Linked DNA regions of Homo sapiens: all the other regions are linked to region 1. Evidence: chromatin loops called from intact Hi-C (ENCODE). Cell type or tissue: PC-9. All regions are shown on one strand.

Region 1 (8,000 bases):
TAAAGCTGGAATTCTATTTTATTTTTTGACCTCTCCCTCTCCCGAAAAGACAAATCCCAAGTACACATATCAAGGTGTGGTTCAATCCGAGGTCCGTCTCCCCTTGGGGTGCCAAATGCGTCTGGGGGTTCTCCCTCCCTGGGCCGGCTCCACACGGTCGTGGAGCCTACCTTGCCCTGCCCCTCACCCTGTCCCCTGTGCTTCCCTCTCCCTGGAAGCGAGGCCTGGGCTGTCCCAGGGAAGGATCCAGCAGGAGAGGGTGGCAGGGCCGGCCTGGGCTGGGCTGCAGCTGCTGTCGTGGTTGCCATCCTCGGCATGCGTTCGCTGAGGCTGCCGCGGTAAAGCACCACAAACCGGGGACTTAAAGTCACAGAAATTGATCCTCCCAGAGTTCTGGAGGCCGAAAGTTTGCCATCAAGGTGACTGCAGGGCTGGTTTCATAGGAAGGCTCTGGGAGAATCGGTCCCTGCCTTTCTCCAGCTTCAGTGGCTCCAGCAATCCCTGGCTCTCCTTGGCTCATGGCCACGTCACTCTCTGCCTGCATCTTCACGTGGCCTCCTCCTCTCTGTCTCGATGTGACATTTTCTGTCTCCAATAAGGACACTCATTGGATTTAGGGCCCACTACAGCCCAGTATGACCTCTTCTTAATTTCACTACAACTGCAAAGAGCTGATTTCTAAATAAGTGCACATTCACAGGTACTGGAGATTGTGAGCTTGTCTTTTTGAATATTTCTTTTTAGGGGACACAATTCAACCACTACATCCTCCCACAGAGGAGAGCTGAGGCAGGTCTGGCATGGGGGCCCAGGCAGGACTGGAGGAGGGCAACAGCCAGTGGGGGCACTTGGAGAGGCCTTGCCCCCACACAGCAGGAGTGTGGGATGATGTTTAGGATCCTGGCAGTCCATGAGCTCTTGGAGGGAGGGTGGATTATGTCCTTTCCTGAGAGTGGGTAAGCGTGGAGGTGGCACCTCCCTGGCAGCAGTGAGCAGGGGCAGATGGGAAGATGTGTGGGAAAGGGTTGCTTTGCCGCTGTGCCTGCGGGGATACCAGGAGAGGAGTGGGGGGCAGTGGATGTTCCTGAGCTGGCCCTGCGGAAGAGGAGATGGGGTTACCGGAAGAATGTGTCTACCAGAGCTGCTGCATGAGGGCACAGGTGACCCTCTGGAAGAGACAAGGGACACCGGGTGTCCTGCCCTGAGGTTTGGGGGTGGGGCATGATTCCACCTGTAACCACAGCGAACAAGAGAAATAGGCCCAGCTATGCAGCTGATGGCAGCTGGCACAGTGCCTGGCCTGAGGGAGGAGCTCCTTCAAGCAGTGGCTTGACTCATGACCTGGGAAGAGGCAGGGGGTGGGGGAGGCATCAAAATAGCGTTTCTGAGCTGCAGGGGGGCTTTGGTTTGTCCTGTGTCAGGAGTGCCAGAGGTGCTCTCTGGAGGATTGAGGCAGAGGCAGATGAGCGCCAGCCCGCATGGAGGCAACGTGTCTGGGGACACCCAGCGGACAGGGCAGCAGCCCTGATGCTTGGAGTCCTTGAGCAAACATCTCGATCCTGTGATGAGTGCACGACACCCAGTCTCTGTGTGGTTGATGGGGCTGGGTGGAGGCCAGGGTGGGTCTCACCTCCGGCTCACAATTGTTTGCCACTGACTTGTGAACACACCAGCAGTCAGGAGCCCCTTCAGGTGCTTTGGATTGAAGCTTAGACAATTCGCTCTCTTTAAGAAAAATAATATAAAGTCATTAAATCAAAGTAAGATACAAATATGAGTTCCTATTTAGAATGTGAATAAATCACCAGAAAGTGTTAGCGCCATGGAGATTCAGGTCTCTTCCTCTGTCCTTCTGCAATCTCTTTTAAATAGATTGAATTCTGGCATCCTCTCCTCACCTACAACCCTCTATAGCTCCCAGAAGCTCTGGGTGCTCCCTGGGTTGGAGTAGATTGGGCCCCTGGAACTTCAGCTCATTCGCTTCCAGGTACAGCCCCTGCCACCTGCAAAGGGGAGGGTTATTTCAGGCCAGGTGTGGGTATCAAGGGCTGAGCTCCACTGTGGGCTCAGGCAGATCCTCTGTGCCAAGAGGTTTGGAGGCTCCTCCACCTGGGCACCAGGCCCAGCTGGAAGGCAGTGACCAACTTCCTCTTGCACCTGTCAGCCTTCACTTGCTCCCCTCAGACCTAACGCCAGAGAGGAGGACTCCCTCCAGCAGCAAACATGCAATTACGTCCCCTCCTTCTGACCTAGCTCAAGAACTCCACTGGCAGCTCATTAAGTCAGGGGCAGCTTGAAAGTCGCTGCTCTGAATGCCACAGTTTTATGTCACTTGTAAGAAGGGTTGGGGGCGGGTAATCACAGCCCTCTGCACCAGACGAAAGGTGCGCAGGGAAAGGGTAGGTGTAATTGGGGGCCCCTGCAGCTCCTCTCCACAGAGCAGAGTCACGCCCCAGGTTAGACTCTCCCCAGAACTGCTAGCCTGGCCGGGGCCTGCCAGTTGACTTGGGGAAAAGGCAGAGGTGGAGGCCTGGGAAACTGGGAGGCTGTGGGCCGCCATCCTCAGCTCCCCACCGCTCCTGAGCACCCCTTTCTCCGTCTGTCACTCTCCTCTCCTGCTCTGTGCCTGTACATCCAAGCCTGGGTCCTGTGTGGGCTGCTGGGGAAGAGGAAAGAGGGGCTCCTCCTTCTAAACACCCCACACGTAAGCGTGGCTGCTTTCAGTATTTCATTGAATTGCCTGCTACAGTGGGGATTTGGGCAGGATCCCAAATATCTTCCTTGTGTCCCAGAATCCTGTTCATTTTTCTATCTGTGCATCCATCCACCCATGCGCCATCCATTATCCATTTGTCCATCCATCCATCCACTCACATTGATCCACCATCCATCACTCTTTCATCATCTGTCCATCCATCCACTCATCTGTTCATACACCCTCTATCTATTTATCATCCCTCCATCCTTTCATCGTCCATTCACCATCCATCATTCATCTGTCACCCATCGGTCCATTATTCATCCATCATTAGCCCAACTGTCCATCCATCCATTCATCATCCACCCACCATCCATCACTCTCCATTATCTGTCCATCTGTTTATTCATCTCTCCATCTATTCATCCTCCATCCATCCCTCTATCCATCTACCACCCATTCATTCATCATCCGTCCATCTCATGGAAAAGTCTTATGCACCTGCTAACATGCATGCCAGGAGCTGCGCTTGTCCCTGAAGCTACAGAGGCTTTTGAGACCAGGGTCTTGCCCCTCATGGTGCCACTGCTCTACTGGGGAAGCAGACAGAGCAGATTGAATGGGCCCAGCGACAGTCATGGGGCACAAGCGGTGCCATGATCCTGGAGCAGCCACTGAGCTGCCCCTCCTCCTTCCTTCTCCCGGCCTGTCTCTTAGCAGCCCTGCACTCAGAGTTGGGTGCACCCCCAACCCCACTGTCCCCTCCCCTGCTCCGCAGCCTGGGACCGGTTCCTGGGAACCTGCAGGTGGAGGACTCATGGCCCCAGGCAGGGTGATTACCCGCCTCACCCCTGCCAGTCTCCACAAGACTTCCCCTGAGGCCCAGCTCAAGAATGCACTGCATTTTTCTCATCTCAATAAAGGTACAAAGGGTACTTCTGGAGCCAGGAAGCCAAGAAATCACACCCTTTCAGGTGCATTCTTGGCTGCTGTGTTGAGGATTCTTTTTAGGGGGTTGGTAATGCTGCTTTATTGGATAATTTACCTCTTTGACTCAGGCCTGAGGAACGCCAGTCCGCCCCCTCCATCCTAACCTGCAGAACCCTCAGCCTGTGACTCTGGTAACAAGGAGGACCTCAGTTAATCAAGGCAGGGAGGGATGTGGAAGAGCAGGTTGGGAAGAGGGAGGCCCACCCAGCAAGGGGGGCAGTGAGATAAGGAACTGAGACCCTGTGAAGCCAAGTGGCTTGAAGCAAAGTGGCTTGAAGCCCCACATGGTGATGGCAGAGAGAGTGCTCTCGGGGCTGCAGCAACTATTGATTTCATCACTTTCCTTTGCAATGTTGGCTTGTGGACACACCAGCCAGGTGGCCTAAGGATAAACCTTGGCCTTCAAATCTTGAAATTCACCCTTTCCCAGTTCCAGCTTTGACACATTGAGTGACTTAGGGGGAGTCACTTGGCTTGCCCCAGTCTGGGCGTCCTTGTTTTGAAAATGAGTCGGTTACAGCTGTGAGCTCATAGTGTGTCGTGAGAACCGGTGACTTACTAATGCTTATGAATTCACGGTTGGGCTCTCTGAGAGCTCGGGCAGGGCACACCATACAAGGCACCAGGCCCTCGGGGCGGTGAGGAGGGAAGATCAGGGGAGGGAATGTTTCCCCTGTGTGCCCAGCCCCGTGCCCCTCTAGGGCCTGCTCCCAGTGCCCTGTGACCTTGGGCAATAAATGTTGCTATTAATGGTACATCTGTCTTGCCTGCTGGAACGTCAAGCAGTTTCACAGCATCAATCAAAGGCTTTGAGCTTCTGGGAGAAGGCGCCAAGGAGCTCCAAGGTGTTATTAGAAGTAATTGGGTCTGCAATTGGGGAAACCTTCAAAGCTGCCAGACTTAGTTTACTTTACCCACTTTCTCTCTTTCACCTTTCTCCTCCCCCCACTACCTTGCTATTGCCCTCCTTTCCCTCTGCCTCCTCCAACAATTCTTTCTCATCCTGTCTCACCCGCAAGTTGCTCTCACACTTTCCCTGCCAGCGTAAGAACCACCCCCAGCCCCCACAGCCAATAGTCTGATTCTACAGTGATGGACCCTCACACAACCAGGACTGGCAGGAACCCCGGAGAGCATGGAATCCAAACCTCAAACCAGAGAGGTGAAGGTTGTCCATCCATCCATCCATCTATCCATCCATTCATCCATTCATCCACCCATTCATTCATCCATTTATCATCCATCCATCTATCCATCTACCCACTCCATCATCCATCTTTTTGTCTATTTATCCATCATCCCTCTATATATCCATTCATACATCCATCCTCTCCATTTATCATCCACTGATCAATCCACCATCCATCCATCCATTTATCCATTCATTCATCTACCCACTCATCCATCTATCCTTCCACCCACTCTACCATCCATCTTTTCATCTATCTATTCTTCCATCATCCTTCTATACATCCACCTGTCCATCATCCATCCACCAGCCAGCCACTCCATTCATCATCCATCCATCCATCCATTCATCTACCCACTCCATCCACCATCCATTCATCTTCTCATCCACCCATCCATCATCCATCCATTCATCCACCCACTCCATCCATCCACTCATCCACCTGCTCCATCCATCCATCCACTCACCCATCCATCTATTCATTAATCCATTCATTCATGTATCTATCTACCCACTCATCCATTCATCCTTCCACCCACCATCCAGTGCTGACTCTGCCAGGCCTATGTTTCTTCTAAACATACCCAGATAAAGAATTTAGGCCTGCCTCTAAAGTCTAGTCAAGATGCAAAAAACAGGACTCCCCTGGTAGGACAAATGTGGGACAATGCCCTGGCTTCTTACAGGGAGCCCCTTATCCTGCCCTACACAGCCCTGTGGGGCCTTTCTTCATTCTCATTGCCCTGACTCACACTCCATGTTGTTCCTCGCAGGGGTTGGGGTGAAGGGGCAGGGGGTTGACTCCAATGCTCCCCTCCCTGTTCTTCTGACCTCATGACTCCTGAATGCTCTCTGCTGGGGAGATCATGTGCAGACAGGTAAATATGGGTCCTGGAGAAAGAATCAAAGGTGGGGGCAGTTTCATGAGAGGGAGTTCCAGCAAAGGGAGAGTAAGCAGAGAGGACCGCCAGCTCTGCTGGTCCCTCCTCTGCCCACAGTGGGTTCTGAGGACCCTCTGTCATCTTTGACACACATCAAAGTCCTGGGGAAGGCAACAAGTTCCCAGGGAGCAGGACCGCCCAGAGTGGCCCAGGCACTATCTGCATCAGAATCTGGAATCACAGAGGAGCTTGTTAAAAGCATGCATATGTCTGGGCCCGGCCCCTTCGAATTAGGATCTAGGCCAGGCCCAGGAATCTGCATGTTAACAAATTCCCAATGTTCTTTGTACACAGTGTTTGAGAACAGTGGCTCCAGAAGCTCAGTGTGTGGTTGAGGGTGGGATGTTCCCAAACACCCTGAAGCTGATAGTGCCACAGCCTTGCCTATGTGGCTGAGATCCAGGCACAACAGAAGGGCTCTTGCTACCGTTGGGTGGCCCTGTGGAGGTTCCTCTTCTTGTTCTCAATCCTGAACCCAGGGGATGCAGGAGAAGCCTTGGATTTGCAAGGGCAGGGGAGACAGCCAGGCTGGCTTCTTCCTCCACTCAGGACAAGAGCCAGGGTTTGGAGCCAAGCCAGCCCCACACAGAAAAATTCAGAGTGTTTCGAGCCCATCTTCAGCTCCAGCCCCCTGCTCTGTGCCCTCTCCCCTTTCATCTGCCTCCCTGCCCTCAGTTCCCTCACTGTCCACCTCGATCCTCACCAAGGGGATCTGTGGAGTGGGACGCTTTGCTTTATGGGTCTTCTATGATGTGCTGGGCAGCCTGCCAGGTGTTTTCTATAACAACCCACTTACGAAGTGGGCTGGCCTTCGTCCCTTCTTCCCTTCCTTTTTCTGCTCTGCCTTCGTGTCTTTCCTTCTCTCTTCTTTCCCTCCTCTCTTCCTCCCTCTCTCCCTCTTTTCTTATTTTTTATTTTTTATTTTTTTCTGAAATGGACTCTTGGTCTGTCGCCCAGGCTGGAGTTCAGTGGCACGATCTCGGCTCACTGCAACCTCCACCTCCTGGGTTCATGCGATTCTCTTGTCTCAGCCTCCTGAGTAGCTGGGATTATAGGCGGGTGCCACCACACCGGGCTAATTTTTGTATTTTTAGTAGAGATGGGTTTCACCATGTTGGCCGGGCTGCTGTCAAACTCCTGACCTCAAGTGATCCACTCACCTCAGCCTCCAAAAGTGCTGGGATTATAGGTGTGAGCCACTGCACCCAGCCTTCTCTCCCTCTTTTGTTTCTCCTTACTTCCCTCTTCTCTTCCCTCCCTCTCTCCCTCTTTCTTTCCTTCCTTCCTAATATATTTTTTGCTGAGTACCTATAATGTGCCATGCATACTCTAGACCCTGCGAAAGGACTCACCTCAAGGAATTCACATTCTCGACAAGGGGAGACAGACACAAAGAAATAAGCAGGTAAATCTGGGAAGCCTCCTATGGTAGTAAGTCCTTTGGAAAAGATGAAGCTGGGGAGAGAGATTGAGAGGGTCAGAATTTTAAATTGGGTATTCAGGTGAGATTTGAGCAGAGGCCTAAAGAGGTGTGGGAACACCCCAAGCAGGTAGCTGGGAGAAAAGAAGGTTAGGCTGGGAGACCAGTAAGTGCAAAAGTCCTAAAGCAGGACTGTGCTTGTGGCGTTTGACAACAGCAAAAGGCATGTGACCTGAGGTCAGAGAAGAAGCAGAAATGACAAACTACCCCCACACTGCACAGCTGAAAACAACCCATTTTATTTCTTCATGAGTCTGCAATCTGGGCTGGGCTCGTCTGGGCGGCTCTTCTGCTGGTCTTGCTGGTGGCCCTCCATGTGGCTGCTGTTAGCTGGGATGTCAGCTGGGCTGGCCAGAATGGGGGTGCTGGGATGACTGGATTTCTCTCTCTATGTCTCTCCATGTGGTCCCAGGGCCTCTCTCCCTTCTGTGGCCTTTCTGTGTGTTCTCTCCATGAAACTTTTGGCAGGATAGCTGGCCTTCTTATGTGGTGGTTCAGAGCTCCCAAGAGTGCAAAAGTGGAGGCTGCCAAGTCTTCTCAAGGCTTAGGCCCATAAGTGGCACAGCACCACTTCTGCCACATTTAATTAATTAAAGTGAGTCCCAGGGTCCACCACATTTAGGGGGAGAGGACTGTGTAAGGGCATGAATGTTCAAGATGTGTGTTCTGCAGTGGGCAGGTCTATGCAAACCTACCTCCAAA
Region 2 (8,000 bases), 72 kb after region 1:
CTTGAAATGTGAGAAAACCATTCCTGGCTCTCCAGCAGTGCAAAAACAAGAGCGGTGGCATGGTTTCCAACCCCGGCTCTGAACCACCAGGCTCAGCACTTTCCAAACTAAGTTACCTCTTCTCAAAACCCCGCACAGCACAAGGAAGAAGGCACTTCTATTTTACAGATGAGGAAACAGAAGCTCAGAAAGGTGAAATCACTTGTCTGTGGTCATGGAGAGCCAGACAGACATGATCCGGGCACCCTTTTCATTCTGTGCAACATGTCTTCATTCCCACTTTTGACACATTCTTAAATCCCTGCTTTAAATGCAGCATTCATGGCCAGACACAGTGGTTCATGCCTGTAATCCCAACACTTTAGGAGGCCAAGGCAGGAGGACGGCTTGAGCCCAGGAGTTTCCGACCAGCCCACACAACACAGCGAGACCTCAACAAATCTCTACAAAAAATTAAACAATTAGCTGGGTATGGTGGCTTGTCTGTAGTCTCAGCTACTCAGGAGGCTGAGGTGTGAGGATTACTTGAGCCCAGGAGGTTGAGGCTGCAGTGAGCCAAGATTGATTGTGCCATGGCACTCCAGACTGGGCAACAGAGTGAGATGCTGTCTCAGAAAAGAAAAATGCAGCATCCACAATTCCTCAAAGAATTAAACACAGAATTACCGTATGATGTAGCAACTCCACTTCTGGGTTTATACTCAAAAGAATTGAAAGCAGAGATTCAAAGAGACAATCACACATCCATTTCATAGCAGCACTATTCACAGCAGTCCAAAGGTGGAAGCAGCCAGGTGTCCACTGACAAATAAGCAGATACACAAAATATGGTCTGTCCATACAACAGAATATTCGTCAGCCTTAAGGAAGAAAATCTTGACCCATGCTCCGACATGGATGAACCCTGAGGACATTATGCTGAGTGAAAAAGCCAGACAGAAAAGAACAATAATGTCTGATTCCAGTTATATAAAGTCCCCGGAGTAGTCAAATCCATAGAGACAGGAAGTAGAAGGGTGGGTGCCAGGGCTTGGGGAGGGGGAATGGGGAGTGAGTGCTTCGTGGAGTGACAGTTTCAGTTTAGGAAAATGAAAAGGTTCTGGAGGTGGATGATGGTGATGGTTGCAAAACAATGCAAATGTCCTTAATACCGATGAACTGTACACTTAATAATGGTTAAGATGGTAAATCTCATGTTAGATATTTTATCACAATAGTTTTTTAAAAGCAACATTTATGGGAGGAATAATTCCCCAACCCCTGAACACCTGAGCGAATGTCCATCCGTGTGTCATCAACTTGTCCAGGGTGACAAGGGCCAGGCAGCAGCCAGGCCTACGAGGGAGGGAGTGGGGGGAGCCAAGGTCCGGGAGACGGAGGCTCACTCCCGCCCCAGATGACAGACCCCTCGCATCACACACCAGGCTGACTCCTCCACACCCAGGCGTGAGAGGTGGGGAGGGGAAACACCCTGCCAGCGAGAGACCCGCCTGCCCAACTCCCCCCACCCCACCATGCCCCCGCCCAGCCTGGCTCTGCAGCTGTAGTCCTAAGCTGGGCCACTCTGCCCGTGGCCCCTTCAGTGCCTTGGCCTCGAGGAAGCCCCACGTGTTGGGAAGTTGTGGCAGGCAGGGCCTGCAACCTGCAAAACTCCCAGCTTCTCGCAGGACATGGCTGCGGTGGGGACTTTCCCAAAGACCCAGGTGAATTCAGCTGACAGGGCCAACCTGTTTGTCTTTATGATCCCAGTGTTGTCACAGGCCCAGGACTGCCTGTCCAGGCCCAGGGAGGAGTCGCTTGGCCCCAGAATAGCCCCTGCAGGAGGTGAGCAATTACCTGGGCAAACAAAGAGAGTGCAGGTGTGCCAGGCGACTCACACACCTGACCTCAAACAGACACCACAGAGTTCAGGGGGCCACCCACTTATTGGAAAACTACATTATATTCATAGTGATCACTACTATTTATTGAGGTCTTATTATGCGCCATCCACTGTGCCTAAGTATTTTGCTTGTAATAATTCATTAATTCTCACAGCCACCCATGAAGAAAGCACTTTCACCCCCACCTTCCAGGTCAGGAAGCTGTTCCGAAAGGTCAAGTCACTGGCCTGGTGTCACTCAGTAAATTGAGATGTCCACTCCGTGGCCCCCTCTCTGTCCCTAGCACATTGATTAACCTCTGCTTTTCAAGGGTGGATTGGATTTTGGAGATTGACAAGTGCTGGCAGAGCCAAGGGAATGAAGTGATCCAGCCAGAGGCTACGCTCTGAGTTCCGCAGCAGGTGCAGCTCTCCAGCAATGAGCCCAAAGCCCGGCCATGTGGGTCCTAAGCTCACCCTGGAGGCAAAAATCCAATGGAGAGTCTCCAGCCATTCCAGTCGGGTTCTCTGGGGTCTGTCCGTCTCTGCTGTTGGGCTGAGCGGTGCAGAGGACTCAGGGGTGCCCTCAGGACAATGCAATCCCAAGAAGGCTGTCCCCCTCACACACACACAAACACAAACACAAACACACAAACACACAGCATGTGCAGCATGCCGGGTACACACAGGTCAAAGCCAAGCCGAGGGTGGTGGGGGGAGGGTGGGCTTGTATAGCCTTCAACACCCACCTCAAAAGCCACAGAGCATGCAAAGGACCAGACACAAGGAAAACCCCCTCCCGCCAGGCACCTTCCAGAAGGCACAGGTCAGGCAGATGGTGATGGCAGAGGAATGTATCAGGGGAAGCTGAGGTATAAAGGACCTTCAACAAGTTTGGTGACAAGGGAAGAGGACAAAGTGGGACTGTGCTAGCGAAGCATGTTGATGAGAGGAGTTTTTAAGGGTGGAAAGTTCTGAGCAGCCATGAGGGTGGAGGAGGAGGTCAGTGACGAAAATGCTGTATGTGAATTGTATCCACAAATGATATGTCCCAGTCCTAAACCCGGTGCCTGTGAATGAGACCTTATATGGAAAGAGGGTCTTAGAAACGAATCAAGTTAAGATGCGGTCATGATGGGTTAGGGTGGGCCCTAAGTCCCATAACACTGGTGTCCCTGTAGGAGGGAAGTTTGGACACAGACCTGAGTAGAGGGAGGATGAAGTGAGGAGGCACACAGAAGCGGGCGGGCCAAGGCCAACGTGGGGATGTAGTGATGCAGCCACCAGCCACGGAAGCCCAGGACCACGGGCCACTGACAGACATGGGAGAGACGCAAGGAACTGTCCTTCCCCAGAGCCTTCAGACGGAACACAGCCCCACACACACCTTGATTTCAGATGTCTGGTCTCCAGAACCATGAGAAAAAAAAATCTGTTGTTGAATTCACCCAGTTTGTAAAATTTGTGGCACCAGCCATGGGACACTCATGCAGAGGGTGACCTGCTTGGCTCCAATTTCTCAGAGTTGGGCACAAAATCAGCCACAACCCTGTGGTTGTGTCTGTTCTGAGCACAGGGATGCAGCCCACCCCTTCCTTTCCGCACTCTTCCCTGGGACAGCAGGGATCTGAGGAATTCCTCTAGGGGCCTGGCTGCAGGAGGTCCCCGCTCCAAAGCCCAAAGGAGGCAGGTGGGAGTAAGTGAACAGGACGGGAAACGCCGAGCAGGAACCTGCATAGTACGGGGGAGCCCCCAGGCCTGCCTACCGTCTCAACACCAGCATTTGGATTCCACTAGGAAGGAAAACAAGAAGACTGAAAAAGACAGAGAGGAGCAGGAGAGTGTGCAAGGGACAGTCTCTGTCTTCCACATTGGCTGTTTGCCAGAGCATGGCCTGTTGGCACCCCTCGCTTGTTCATAGGTGGCTGACAACATAGCCATAAATCCACCTGTGCCAGTCCATGAATGGACAAAGGGCGAGAGATGACCCTGCTTCAGCCACAGAGGCCAGTGCTCAGACTCCAGCCAGCTGGAGGCCCCCAGGCAGGCGAATGGGCTTGGGTTTCTAAGACCAACACAGAAATGCCCAGGTACACTGTGCTGCTTTTCTCTGGAGAAGAGAGAACGTCCCTTTCACCAAGTTATTATTTCTTCCTTTTAAAATTTGATTGTTATAACATTGTTTTAATAGTCAAGTAGTGCTGCAAGGCTTGTGATAATAAACAGTTGTTATCACTGCACCTCTTCCCACCTCCAGCTCCCTCCCCTGTGAGTCATCGGCCTTCAAGTCTCTCAGCTGTTTCTCTTGACCTTGACCTTCACACTTCCAACATGATTACAGTACTATTCCTTTCGGTTTTATCTCACTTACACCACCACCTCCCACACACTCCCACCTATTCCACCTACCCAGCATCTTCACAACTTACACAGTTACACAATTCGCAACCTTTGGCCAAGTCAATATTTAGTTCTGATATTACTATGACCACCATAAATGTTGTCACAACTAAACCACTTAGGGAACTAGGATGGTCTTTTCTTTTTAGTACAACTTTTTGATTTTCCTGGGGTTAACAATTGCCTCATTTTTTCATAAACTTAATTTTTTTGTCTACTACTTACCAATTATCCCCCCCCCAATTTTCTGATAGACCTATAAAAGTCCTCTCAACAAAGTCAAACATACTAAGTAATCATTCTTTTGTTGTTGCTTTGTTGTTGTTTGTCCTTCCCCTTGGAGACATCCCCTCCAGAGCTCTCTGTCCTATTTGTATCTGGGCTGGCTGACCTCTTGGCTTGTGGCACAGCTCCCCCTTGAAAGTTCCCTTCAACTTCAGTGAGAATTCCTTCGTATTTTTCTGGTGCTAAATCTAATGTGTCCTGTGCCTCACATCTTTCTCTTTTGGGGTTTACTTCCTTGTGCAAGTGACACCCATACCACAGGAACTTGCTGAGAAAGAATGCATGTGAGGTTCAATGATTTCATCTTGCATACCTTCAAACATCTTTGTTCTACCCTTACATTTGATTTTTCATTTATTATTTGAAAATGTGGCTTGCCTTTTCAGTAAGGAAATTCATGTCCTGCAGGTCGGTATTGTTTTGTTTTGTCTTTTGGCATCTTTCTCCTCTTTCTGCTCGCTCTGAGTGCCAACTCCAGAGCTGGTCTGGCTCAATTTCTCTATAGTGTGCACTTCCTGAGTTCTCTTCAGTGAGGTGGATGAGTCATCTAGCCAGGTGGATAACGAGGAAGTCTCAGGGACTAAGTGTCTCTGACAATACATTCAGCCACTACTACAGTATGAAGCCAGCCCCTCATCCCCACCTTCAGAGACCCCTGGTGCCTCAGATTCCTCGGCCATTCTGGAGCTGCTGTGCCCGAGGCTTGTGTAGTTGGAGATCATTTTGGCAGTCAGTGCTGCTTCAGCTTTCACTGTTCTGCTGTGCCAGCACATCACCAGGGATCACCTTTGGCTGCATGAACCAGAACCCCATTCCAGGGCTCAACCAAACAGCACTTTAATTTTCTTACCCAAGCAAGCAGTCCTGGCTTGTACAGCCTCCCCAGGATGTCACCAGGACCCCAAGCTCCTTCTATCTTGCTGCTCTGCCATCCTGTGTCACTTTCTTCCTCATGGAGGCTTCCTGGTCACAGGACACCCACTCCACCTCCAGTCTCTTGTTCACAATCCAAGGAGATGGAAGGAAAGAAATGATGAGGAACCAGGGTGGCTGCAATGTCAGCAACAGTATTTCCCAGGATCTCTAGCAGATTTTTTTTGGGGGGTGGTTTGTTTGTTTGTTTGTTGGGGTTTTTTGTTTTGTTTTGTTTTGTGACAGAGGCAGGGTCTCACTCTGTCACCCAGGCTGGCTGGAGTGCAATGGTGCAATCCTGGCTCACTGCAGCCTCGACCTCCCAGGCTCAAGCAATCCTCCCATCTCAGCCTCCTGAGTAGCTGGGACTGCAGACACGCACCACCAAACCTGGCTAAATTTGTTTATTTTTTTATAGAGACAGGTTTCACTATGTTGCCCAGGCTGGTCTTGAACTCCTTGGCTCAAGCAATCCAAGCTGGTGAGAACGTGGAGCCAGTGAAGCTCACACAAGTCACCAACGAGAATGCAAGATGCAATAGCCACTTTGGAAAATAGGTGGGCAGTTTCTTATAAAGTTAAACAGATACTTAATGAATGACCCAGCAATCCTAATCCTGGATATTTACCCAAAAAGTAAAAACTAGTGATCAGGGCAGGCACAGTGGCTCACGCCTGTAATCCCAGCACTTTGGGAAGCTGAGGTGGGCGGATCTCTTGAGGTCAGGAGTTCAAGACCAGCCTGGCCAATGTGGCAAAACCCCGACTCTACTAAAAATACAAAAATTAGCCGGGTGTGGTGGTGTACACCTGTAGTCACAGCTACTCGGGAGGCTGAGAGAGGAAAATTGCTTGAACCTAGGAGGCGGAGGTTGCAGTGAGCCAAGATCATGCCATAGCACCCCAGCCTGGGCAACAGAGCAAGACTCTGTCTCAAAAACATAAACAAAACAAAAACAAACACAAACAAACAAAGCCTAGAGATCACAGAAAAACCTGGAGACAAATGTTTCTGGCTGCTCATTCATAATCGTTCCAAACTGGAGACAACCCAAATATCCATCAGCTGGGACGTGGATAAGCAAACTGTGGGGAACCCTAACAGCAGATATTATTGTTCAGCAACAAAAAGGAACCATCTACTGACACTTACAGCGACATGGATGAATCTCAGACGTGTTACGCTGAGTGAAAGATGCCAGACACCAAAAGCCACACGCTGAGATCCCATGGAGAGGACATTCTGGAAAAGGCAAAACTGTAGAGACAGGGAACAAATTGGTGGTTGCAGGGGCTGAGAGTGGGAGCTGGGAACTGGCTGCCAAGGAGTGTGGGGGTGGTTTGGGGGTGATATAGATGTGGTCTATGTTTGGCTATGGTGGTGGTTACACAACTGTGACCACTTCGTCAAACTCATAGAACTTTGTCAAAACTCGTAGAACTGTACACTAAAACAATGAGTTTTACCGTATGTTGATTATATAACTCTATCTTTTTTTTTTAATAGGGTCTCATTCTATTGCTTGTCACCCAGCTCAAGCAATCCTCCCACCCCAGACTTCCTGGTAGCTAGGACCTACAGGCGTGTGCCACTATGCCCAGCTAGTTTTAATTTTTTTGTAGAGATGAGGTCTTGCTATGTTGTCCAGACTGGTCTCAAACTCCTGGCCTCAAATGATCCTCTCACCTCAGCCTCCTAAATTGCTGGAATTACAGGCATGAGCCACCTCGCCAGCCTATATCTCAATAAGCCTGACTTTTAAAAGGTTTCAGGCTGGATGCAGTGGCTCACAAGACCAGCCTGCACAACATGGGGAGACCCCATATCCAGAAAATGTTTTTAAACTATTAGCCGGGCGTGGTGGTATGCACCTGTAGACCCAGCTACTGGAGAGGCTAAGGCAAGAGGATCACATGAGCCCAGGGTTTTCAGGCCACAGTGAGCCATGATCATGCAACTACACTCCAGCCTGGATGACAGAGCAAGACCCCATCTCTAAAAAATAAAGGGAAAATAAAATTGTAAAAGGTTTCAATCAACAAACTTGTGGAATACTGAATACCACACCGCTATTTATTGACACCCTGATCATGTGGGTTTAGTCAAGGCCCTGAAAAGTCCTGCAGTTCATTTAACCAAGAGTATTATCCTTCAAGCTTTTTTCCAAGTGACAACAAAAAGGAACCATCTTGATGTACTGGCAAGCATCAAGCAAGATGATCTGGAATGTCTCCCTCCGCACAAATAGTCTGTGACTGTAAAGTGGTTTGGGCCAATGGCCTCCCTGAAGGAGGCTCTGGGAAGTGGGAATCAGACCTTGTGTTTAGGTTTCTTTGCGGAGAGCCGCCTCCTCTCCTCGTTCACGTGCTGACTCAGGTCTTCTCCAGCCCAGGAAACATGGAGGGAGGGAGCAGACCACATGTATGTCCACACCCTTAGAAAACAGTGGCTCCCACAAAGGGAGAGAGGCTGAGCCCCAGTCCTGTGGATGGTTGCTGCCCAGCCCTGGGAGGCTGGTGGCAGACACGCCCTGGGAGGCTG
Region 3 (8,000 bases), 150 kb after region 1:
TTTTATCTTTGTTTTTTTCTAAGAAAATTTTAGGGATTTTACTTGTTTTTGTTTTGTTTTTGGGTTTTTTTGTGTGTTTTGTTGTTGTTATTTTGTTTTTTTTTTTTTTTGGTGGGGGGTTGGCTTGGTTTGGTTTTTGCTTCATTTTTTAATTTTAGGGATTTTTAAAAAGCCAGCATTCCTTAATCTTCTGATTGTTGTGTGACTGTTGTATAATATTGAGAAATACATTCCTGTCATCCACAACTAACAACCATTAATAATGTGTCGTATTGTTTACTTTTTTGTTTTTAACTAAATTTTGCTTTGGGGAAGTATCCATGACGATACAATATAGCTGTGAGATATTTCCTGTACCTGCTACGTAACACCCCTTCATGTAAAACGCAGAGCATTTGGTTTATCCACATCCCCCCGCCCCCCGCCCATGCATATTAGTGGTTTCCAGTGCTAAAGGGACAGCGCCCCCCACGTGCATTTCTCCAGGTACTGAGGCAGGAGAATAGGGGCTGGAGGCAGGGGACCAAAGGCTGTTTCACTCAGACTTCCTACAACTAAATTGAAAGGAAAACCCTAACTTTCCACTCCTAAGTAACAAAAGGACCAGAGGCTATTCCCTTTCTAAACCCCCCCACCTTTTCCTCGAGGCAAATGGGAAATTGGCTGTCCGCAACCAATCAGACTGATTGTGGGTGGAGTCTTCGTTTGCACCTCTGTACCTTCGCTCCAGTCTCTGAACGGTTGCTGTCCACAACGAATCAGACTGATTGCGGGCTCAGCCTTCGTTTGCATAGAAGTATAACTTTGTAACTTCACCCTAGCCTCTGACTGGTTGCTTTTGGCACCTTCATTTACATGAGGTGAGCATGATGTGGCCAATTGGAAACTTCTAGGGGATATTTGGACCCAAGAAGATCCTGTATCCAGGCCCTTGAGCCGCTGCTCGGGTCCGCTCCCATACTGTGGAGTGTACTTTGGTTTTCAATAAATTCCTGCTTTCGTTCTTTTGCTGCTTCATTCTTTCTTTGCTTTGTTGGGCGTTTTGTCCAATTCTTTGTTCAAAATGCCAAGAACCTGGACAAGTTGCAGTTATGACCCTCGACCGGTGATAGTAGCACTCGCTCCTAACAGCTTGGCTGCAGTAAGCCTAGGCTTCCAGGGAGAGCCTCTGCACCTGCTGCTGTGCTGCTTGAGTTCTCTCAGACAAGGAAGCATGAAAAGGGCTGCCTTTTTCAAACAGCAGGGGAAGGAAAACACAGTGATAACAAATCCAAATATTATTTCAATTGAGATCTTATCATATACATCATATACACAGCCATTTAAAAAGTGAAAACAAATATAATAAAATCAAATTATATTCAATAAAAAAAGCAAGGCGCAGGCATTTACATAATGAGACCCACTTCTCTTAATGTATTATATAGTCTGTAAAAGCAAAAGATGTGAAGCACCCCAAATCCCCATGGATGGGCGATGGTTGAATTATTATCACTCATCCATAGGAAAGACTGCCGTGCAATTGTGAAAATGGGAGGAGGACTGTGTCTACACGTGCCTCTGGAGTGATTGCACAGACCACTCTGAACAGAGCAAGGTGGAGGAAATCTTCCATTTTTCCAGTACAGGCAGGAAATAGGGACCCATCCCTCTGTCTATCTATTTACTATCTTTATTCCCATCCATCTATTATCTATCTATGTTTCTACCATTCATCATCTATGTACTACCTAACTACTTGCCTACCTGTTCTCTATCATCTATCTACCATCAATCAATCTATCTCTCCCTATCTGCTTCCATTCTAAAAATAAACAGTGTGAGCACAGTCCACAGGGAGGGGGCTGGAAGTCTCTGGGGGAAGACACAAGTCCTTGTTGCACATGCCCTGTTTTCTAGATTTGACTATGAAACCATGCAAATATTTTACATCCTTATAAAACACAATTAACTTTAAAAAGCAATGTCTAAATACCAAAAATAAAATAAGACAAATGAACCAAATGTGTATCCATTTGGTAGCCTGACTAACCAGAGGGGAGCTATTCCAATTGACTTTAAAACGTAGGAATTTAAAAGTAACTACTAGTGGAAAATGCACTAAGGGCAAAAAGAACAGAGAAAGAAAGGAAAGGAAGAAAGGAAGGAAAGGAAGAAAGAAAGAAAGGAGGGAGGGAGGGAGAGAGAGAAAGAGAGAGAAAGAGAAAGAAAGCAAGAGAGGGAGGGAGAAAGAAAGAGAGAGGAGAGGAGGAAAGAAAGAAAGGAAGGAAGGAGGGGAGGGAGGAGAGGGAGGAAAGGAAGGAAGGAAGGAAGGAAGGAAGGAAGGGAGGGAGGGAGGGAGGGAGGGAAGGAGGGAGGGAGGCATCTTAACCCCTTTCCCACAATCACACTATTGGCTGAGTGTTGATGTTATCCTGAGACTGCCCTGTGTGTGTTGAAGCATAAAGGAAATGTGATATAGAAACTCTATCATTAGCTCTATGGTAAAGAACTGAGATTTTTGGCATGAGAAAATAAAAGTTAAGAAGCTGTAATTTAAAAGAAAAATATTGGCCAGACACAGTGCCTCATGCCTGTAATCCCAGCACTCTGGAAAGTGGGAGGATCACTCAAGCCCAGGAGTTCAAGACTAACCTGGGCAACAGAGTGAGACCCCGTCTCCCCCCAAAATAAACAAAATTAGCGAACATGGTGGCATGCACTTGTGATCCTGGATATTTTGGAGGCTGAGGTGGGAGGATTGCTCGAGCCCAGGAGTTTGAGGCTGCAGTCAGCCATGATCACAACACTGCACTCCAGCCTGGGCAACAAAGTGAAACCTTGTCTCAAAAAAATAAAAAATCATAAAAGACAAGGAAAATATCAGCACGAAATAATAATTAAAATCAATAAAAATGGATAATGCAAGCATTCTATTAATTAGGCTCATTATCATAATGTAAATACATATTTGGGGAACTTGTTCCTCCAAACAGCAATGCTCTCTCTTCCTCCTCTACACTTTATGCCAACTAATTTTACATAAATGGGAAACTGTCATTTCTACCAAAGCGAGCTGCACTGTGTTTCTTGGGGTGAACCTTTAGGGAGACAGCCATTGTGAGAATGAAAGGGGAAATATATTATTGAAAGTTTACTTACAGTTTTTAAAAATGCCTATTTCCTCCCTGTTTTCTCCCACCCTCCAAGTTTATTAGTTACCTCTATCCACTAGCAATGGACAGATTTTCATGATTTAATTATTTTTACTATCAATTTTAAAAGTCAGCAAAACATATTTACTTTTTAACAATATATCATTTTAAAAGGGTACAGAGTTGCAGTTACATAGGACGACTAAGTCTAGAGGTCCAGTGCAGAGCCTGAGGACTGTACTTAACAATTCTGTGCTGTACCCCGGAAATTTACCAAGAGAGATTTCAGGTGCTGTCACCACACAAACACACAAAACGCAACCGTGGGGAGGTGGACATGTTCATATGCTTGACCGTAGTAACTTTGCTGTGAGTATCTCTATCAACACATCATGTTACACAATGTAAATATATGCCTTTTTTTTTTTTTTTTTTTTTTTTGAGATGGAGTCTTGCCCTTGTCGCCCAGGCTGGAGTGCAATGGCATGATCTCCGCTCACTGCAACCTCCGCCTCCCAGGTTCAAGCAATTCTCCTGCCTCAGCCTCCCACATAGCTGGGATTACAGGCGCCTGCCACCACGACCAGCTAATTTTTGTATTTTTAGTAGAGACAGGGTTTCACCATGTTGGCCAGGCTGGTCTCGAACTCCTGACCTGGTGATCTGCCCACCTCGGCCTCACAAAGTGCTGGGATTACAGGCGTGAGCCACCATGCCTGGCCACCATTTTTATTTTTAAAATGATAAAACAAAACACATTGCTGAACCAAGAAAAGAATTGAGATGATCGTGCAAATAATGATGCATACTATATTTGGGAAAAATAAAAGTTATGAAACAGTAGCAGGTCCAAGTTATATACGCAACTGTGTAAAATGTGTTCTTTAAAAATCAGGGTTTCTGTGCTTTCAGCAACCTACACATGTTCTGACTTGTGATCTCAAGGTCTGGGAGACATGTGTGGTGAAATCACACACACCTGCCCCAGCAGAGGGGTCACTGGACGTCTTCATGCGCTGCAGGGAACTCAGATGAAAGGGACCTTAAGTAATGTAACCTTTACGTTAGATTCAAACATGCCTTTATGACTGCTCATCTGATTTGTAATTTAAAGCTTAAGCAAAGTATGGCATTATTTAAATGCTCATTTTTAATTTGTTGAAAGAAAAGTCAATATTTATCATGAAGACTGCGGCTCAAGCCTAAGACCTATCTAGTGGGAAGCAGGACCAGAGCAAAGGTCTGACTGTACGTGAACATTTTAAATTTTTTTTTTTGTTTTTTTTTTTTTTGAGACAGAGTCTCACTCTGTTGCCCAGGCTGGAGTGCAGTGCTGTGGTGCGATCTTGGCTCATTGCAACCTCCACCCCCTGGATTCAAGCAATTCTCCTGCCTCAGCCTCCCTGGTAACTGGGATTACAGGCATGTGCCACCACGCCCGGCTAATTGTTTTGTATTTTTAGTACAGACGGTGTTTCACCATGTTGGCCAGGCTGGCCTCGAACTCCTGACCTCAGGTGATCTGCCCACCTCGGCCTCCCAAAGTGCTGGGATTACAGGCGTGAGCCACTGCACCTGGCCAAAATTTTAATTTTTTAAATAAAATGTTATCCTTAGACTGCCTTTCCTCCTCTGTTTACTCTTCTTTACACTGTGTGTGTACATGCACTGGTTCACATGTGTGCATGTGTGAGCATGCACTGCGCTCATGGGTGTGTGTTGAAGGCCGAAAGAACGAGGGTCGTGACCAGCTCAGCACACCGCTGGAGGCTGTATGAGCAAACAGCAAACTGTTCTCATGAATGCAGGTTGTTGGCAAACTGACAAACCGCCACCAGAAGGAACCCTGAGGGCAGTCACGCCCCAGGCGCAGTGTTTCTTGTGATTATCTACAGCCACATCTGAAGCCTGTTGTATAAAGAAAGCAATTATGTGAACCTGTCATAAATCAAGCAGCTGACCAATCGTTACCTTTTGCTCCCTGTTGATTCTGCCTAGTAAATACGAAGGGCTTTAGAGGCTCAGGGCCCTTGCTCACTAGAAGCAAGGAGCCCCCGACCCCTTCTTTAAAACAGATCTTTTTGTCTTTGTCTTCATTTCTGCGTTCATCCCCCTTCGTTCAGTCCTGTAGTAACCGTCATAGGTGTGCATGCACAAGTATGTGTGTGTGTGTATGCACATGAGACTGAACCTGAGAAGCTCCACACTCAGCTACATCAGGGGCAGCCCAAGACCTGCGGAACTTTCCAGCATGACTCACGTCTCCCCGTCCTGCCCCTATCTTCCAGAACACTGCCAGCCAGATGTATCTTATGTAACGCCATCCCTCATGCAGAGGACCTGCAGGTTCTACACACTGGCATTTGGGGGCCCCTTGGGAAAGTGACCAGTGAGGCTGAGAGGTCCACAAGCCCTACCCATACCCCAAGAACCTTCAGGCTTGCAGAGATTTGAGGAAACCTCCAGTACAAGAGGTAGGAAACAAACAGAAAAGAAACAGACAGTTCAGAGATTGGTGGCAGAGGGAGAGCTTCAAATCTTCAGAGAAGATGTGTCACCCATGAAACTAGAACACAGTGAGTAGGGGACAAGGAGGACCAGATAACCAGAAAGAACGCTTAGAAATTAAAACATGAAGGCCAAGACTAAACATTAAAGAGTCAAGAAGATCGTCCAGAAATTACCACAAAAGGGGCCGGGCAGGGTGGCTCCTGCCTGTAATCCCAGCACTTTCGGAGGCTGAAGCAGGTGGATCACCTGAGGTCAGGAGTCCGAGACCAGCCTGGCCAACACAGTGAAAACCCAACTCTACTAAAAAAAAAAAAAAAAATGCAAAAAAATTAGCCAGACCTGGTGGCGGGCGCCTGTAATCCCAGCTACTCGGGAGGCTGAGGCGGGAGAATCACTTGAACCTGGGAGGCGGAGGTTGCAGTGAGCCGAGATCGTGCCATTGCACTCCCGCCTGGGCAACAAAAGCGAAACTCTGTCTCAAAAACAAAACACACAAACAAAAACAAACAAAAAAACAAGAGAAAAAAGAAAAGAAAAACGAAATTCCCACAGCACTACATCTGCAGTAGGCACTGAAAGCCTCCTGTCCTGGGAGACTCCCCTCCTGCCTCCTGGACAGTCCCACTCTGCCTTTGTCTCCCTTCTCTCCTCTTAGAATTCCCACTAGCCGGATGCCTCTGCCAACTGAAGCTACTATGAACATTGTGTGTAAGTCTTTTGTGGATATATGTTTTCATTTATCTTAGGTATTAGGTTGGTGCAAAAGTAATTGTGTTTTTTGCTGCAAATTTCTGAGTTAAGCCTACTGAGCCGAGATCGCACCACTGCACTCCAGCCTGGGCAACAGAGCGAGACTCTGCCTCAAAAAAAAAAAAAAAAAAAAAAAAGAAGAAGAAAGCACAGAATTCTCACCCACACTCTCTGCTCCTGCATCCCCGCCAGATCTGTATTGGTGTGGTGCATTCATTACAGCTGATGAACCAAAACGGATCATTATTATTAACTAATTATTTAAAATTAACATTTAGGGCTGGGCGCAGTGGCTCACACCTGTAATCCCAGCACTTTGAGAACCCGAGGTGGGCGGATCACTTGAGGTCAGGAGTTTGAGATGAGCCTGGCTAACATGGTGAAACCCCGTCTCTACAAAAAACACAAAAATTAGCCAGGCGTGGTGGCACATGAGACTACAAGTCCCAGCTACTCGAAAGGCTGAGGCAGGAAAATCGCTTGAACCCAGAAGGTGGAGTTTGCAGTGAGCCGAGATTGCGCCATTGCACTCCAGCCTGGGCGACAGTGTGAGACTCCATCTCAAAATAAAAAAAGAGACTCCATCTCAAAAAAAAAAAAAAAAGAAAAGAAAAGAAAAGAAAAAGTCATGGAAAGCAGCTCAGGTGCTTCTTTGTTTTATCACTCCCAGGAAAGTGAGGCTTTTTAAAAGGTCCTACTCTCAGTGATGTTCCACAAACTTTATCATCAAAGACAGACAACACTCAATACACTCTAGAAAATCTCCATGTGCTTAAAGTCAGGTGTAATTGAAGTTAAATGGGGGCCAGTCGCAGTGGCTCACACCTATAATCCCAGCACTTTGGGAGGCCAAGGTGGGAGGATTGCTTGAGCCTAAGAATTCAAGACCAGCCCGGGCAACATAGTGAGACTCTGTCTCTACAAAAAAAAAAAAAAATTAGCTGGCATGATGGTTCATGCCTGTAGTCTCAGCTACTTGGGAAGCTGAGGTGGGAGGATGGCTCGAACCCGTGAGGTCGAGGCTGCAGTGAGCCATGATCACACCACTGCACTCCAGTCTGGGCCACAGAGGGAAATCCTGTCTCAAAAAAAAAAAAAAAAAAAAAAAAAAAAAGAAAGAAAGAAAAGAAAAGAAAAAGAAATGGTAAATTTCAGAGACTCTTCAAGGAGAATATGTCAAATAGTACTTAAAGCTGTTAAGGCTTCCAACCAATTCTTGAAGTCCTTGAAGGTTCGTAGGAAAGTCAAAGAGGGGAGAAATTGCCTGGAGAAAACGGTTAACGACGCAGGGCTGGATGAGGAGTTAGTCTGTGGATTGAAGAAGTGAAAGGTTATTAGACATAAGGCTATCATTACCTCTACTTGATCTTTAGAAGAACAGAACGGGAGGAAATATCCTAAAGAATCCAACACAAGGAAGTTTGTGGACAGGAATGCTGTTGGATGATTGCGTGAAGTTGGGAAATCTCTCCAACTTGTTTCATTAATAAGAAAATAAATCATGTCTGGGGTAGTTTAGCCATGTTCTTGCTCTTGGCTTGAAACAATGGTTGTCAAGTTGCTGCCGGGGGCTATAAAACTTGATTTGGTCCCGAGTTGAGGAAA

Evidence for each region. Peaks named below come from ENCODE experiments on the same cell type or tissue, not always from the same donor. Only the 100,000 strongest peaks of a DNase experiment are listed, where the experiment ranks them.
Region 2: it touches region 1 in a loop (5-fold over the local background); 3 of 110 quality-filtered maps call a loop at or near these places.
Region 3: a loop joins it to region 1, with 6 times the contacts of the local background. A loop is called at or near these places in 3 of 110 quality-filtered maps.

What each region holds. Positions count from the first base shown.
Region 1 is chr21:41,630,839-41,638,838 of GRCh38, forward strand. LOC105372812 (a long non-coding RNA gene) reads left to right here and starts at 7,043. Exons shown (of 2, transcript XR_937741.1): 1 at 7,043-7,223. In PC-9, no CTCF peak of the experiment used is centred here; DNase peaks (open chromatin) are centred at 1,273, 3,633, 4,173 and 7,468; H3K4me3 peaks cover 241 bases; H3K27ac peaks cover 7,308 bases.
Region 2 is chr21:41,702,607-41,710,606 of GRCh38, forward strand. No RefSeq gene overlaps it. Among named protein-coding and RNA genes, the nearest start is that of LINC00479, 9.2 kb to the right of the region's middle. RefSeq lists a silencer at 4,063-4,357. In PC-9, no CTCF peak of the experiment used is centred here; DNase peaks (open chromatin) are centred at 1,785, 4,195, 4,775 and 5,095; H3K4me3 peaks cover 553 bases; H3K27ac peaks cover 5,964 bases.
Region 3 is chr21:41,778,693-41,786,692 of GRCh38, forward strand. No RefSeq gene overlaps it. Among named protein-coding and RNA genes, the nearest start is that of RIPK4, 16 kb to the left of the region's middle. In PC-9, no CTCF peak of the experiment used is centred here; DNase peaks (open chromatin) are centred at 4,159, 4,969 and 5,399; H3K4me3 peaks cover 1,393 bases; H3K27ac peaks cover 4,542 bases.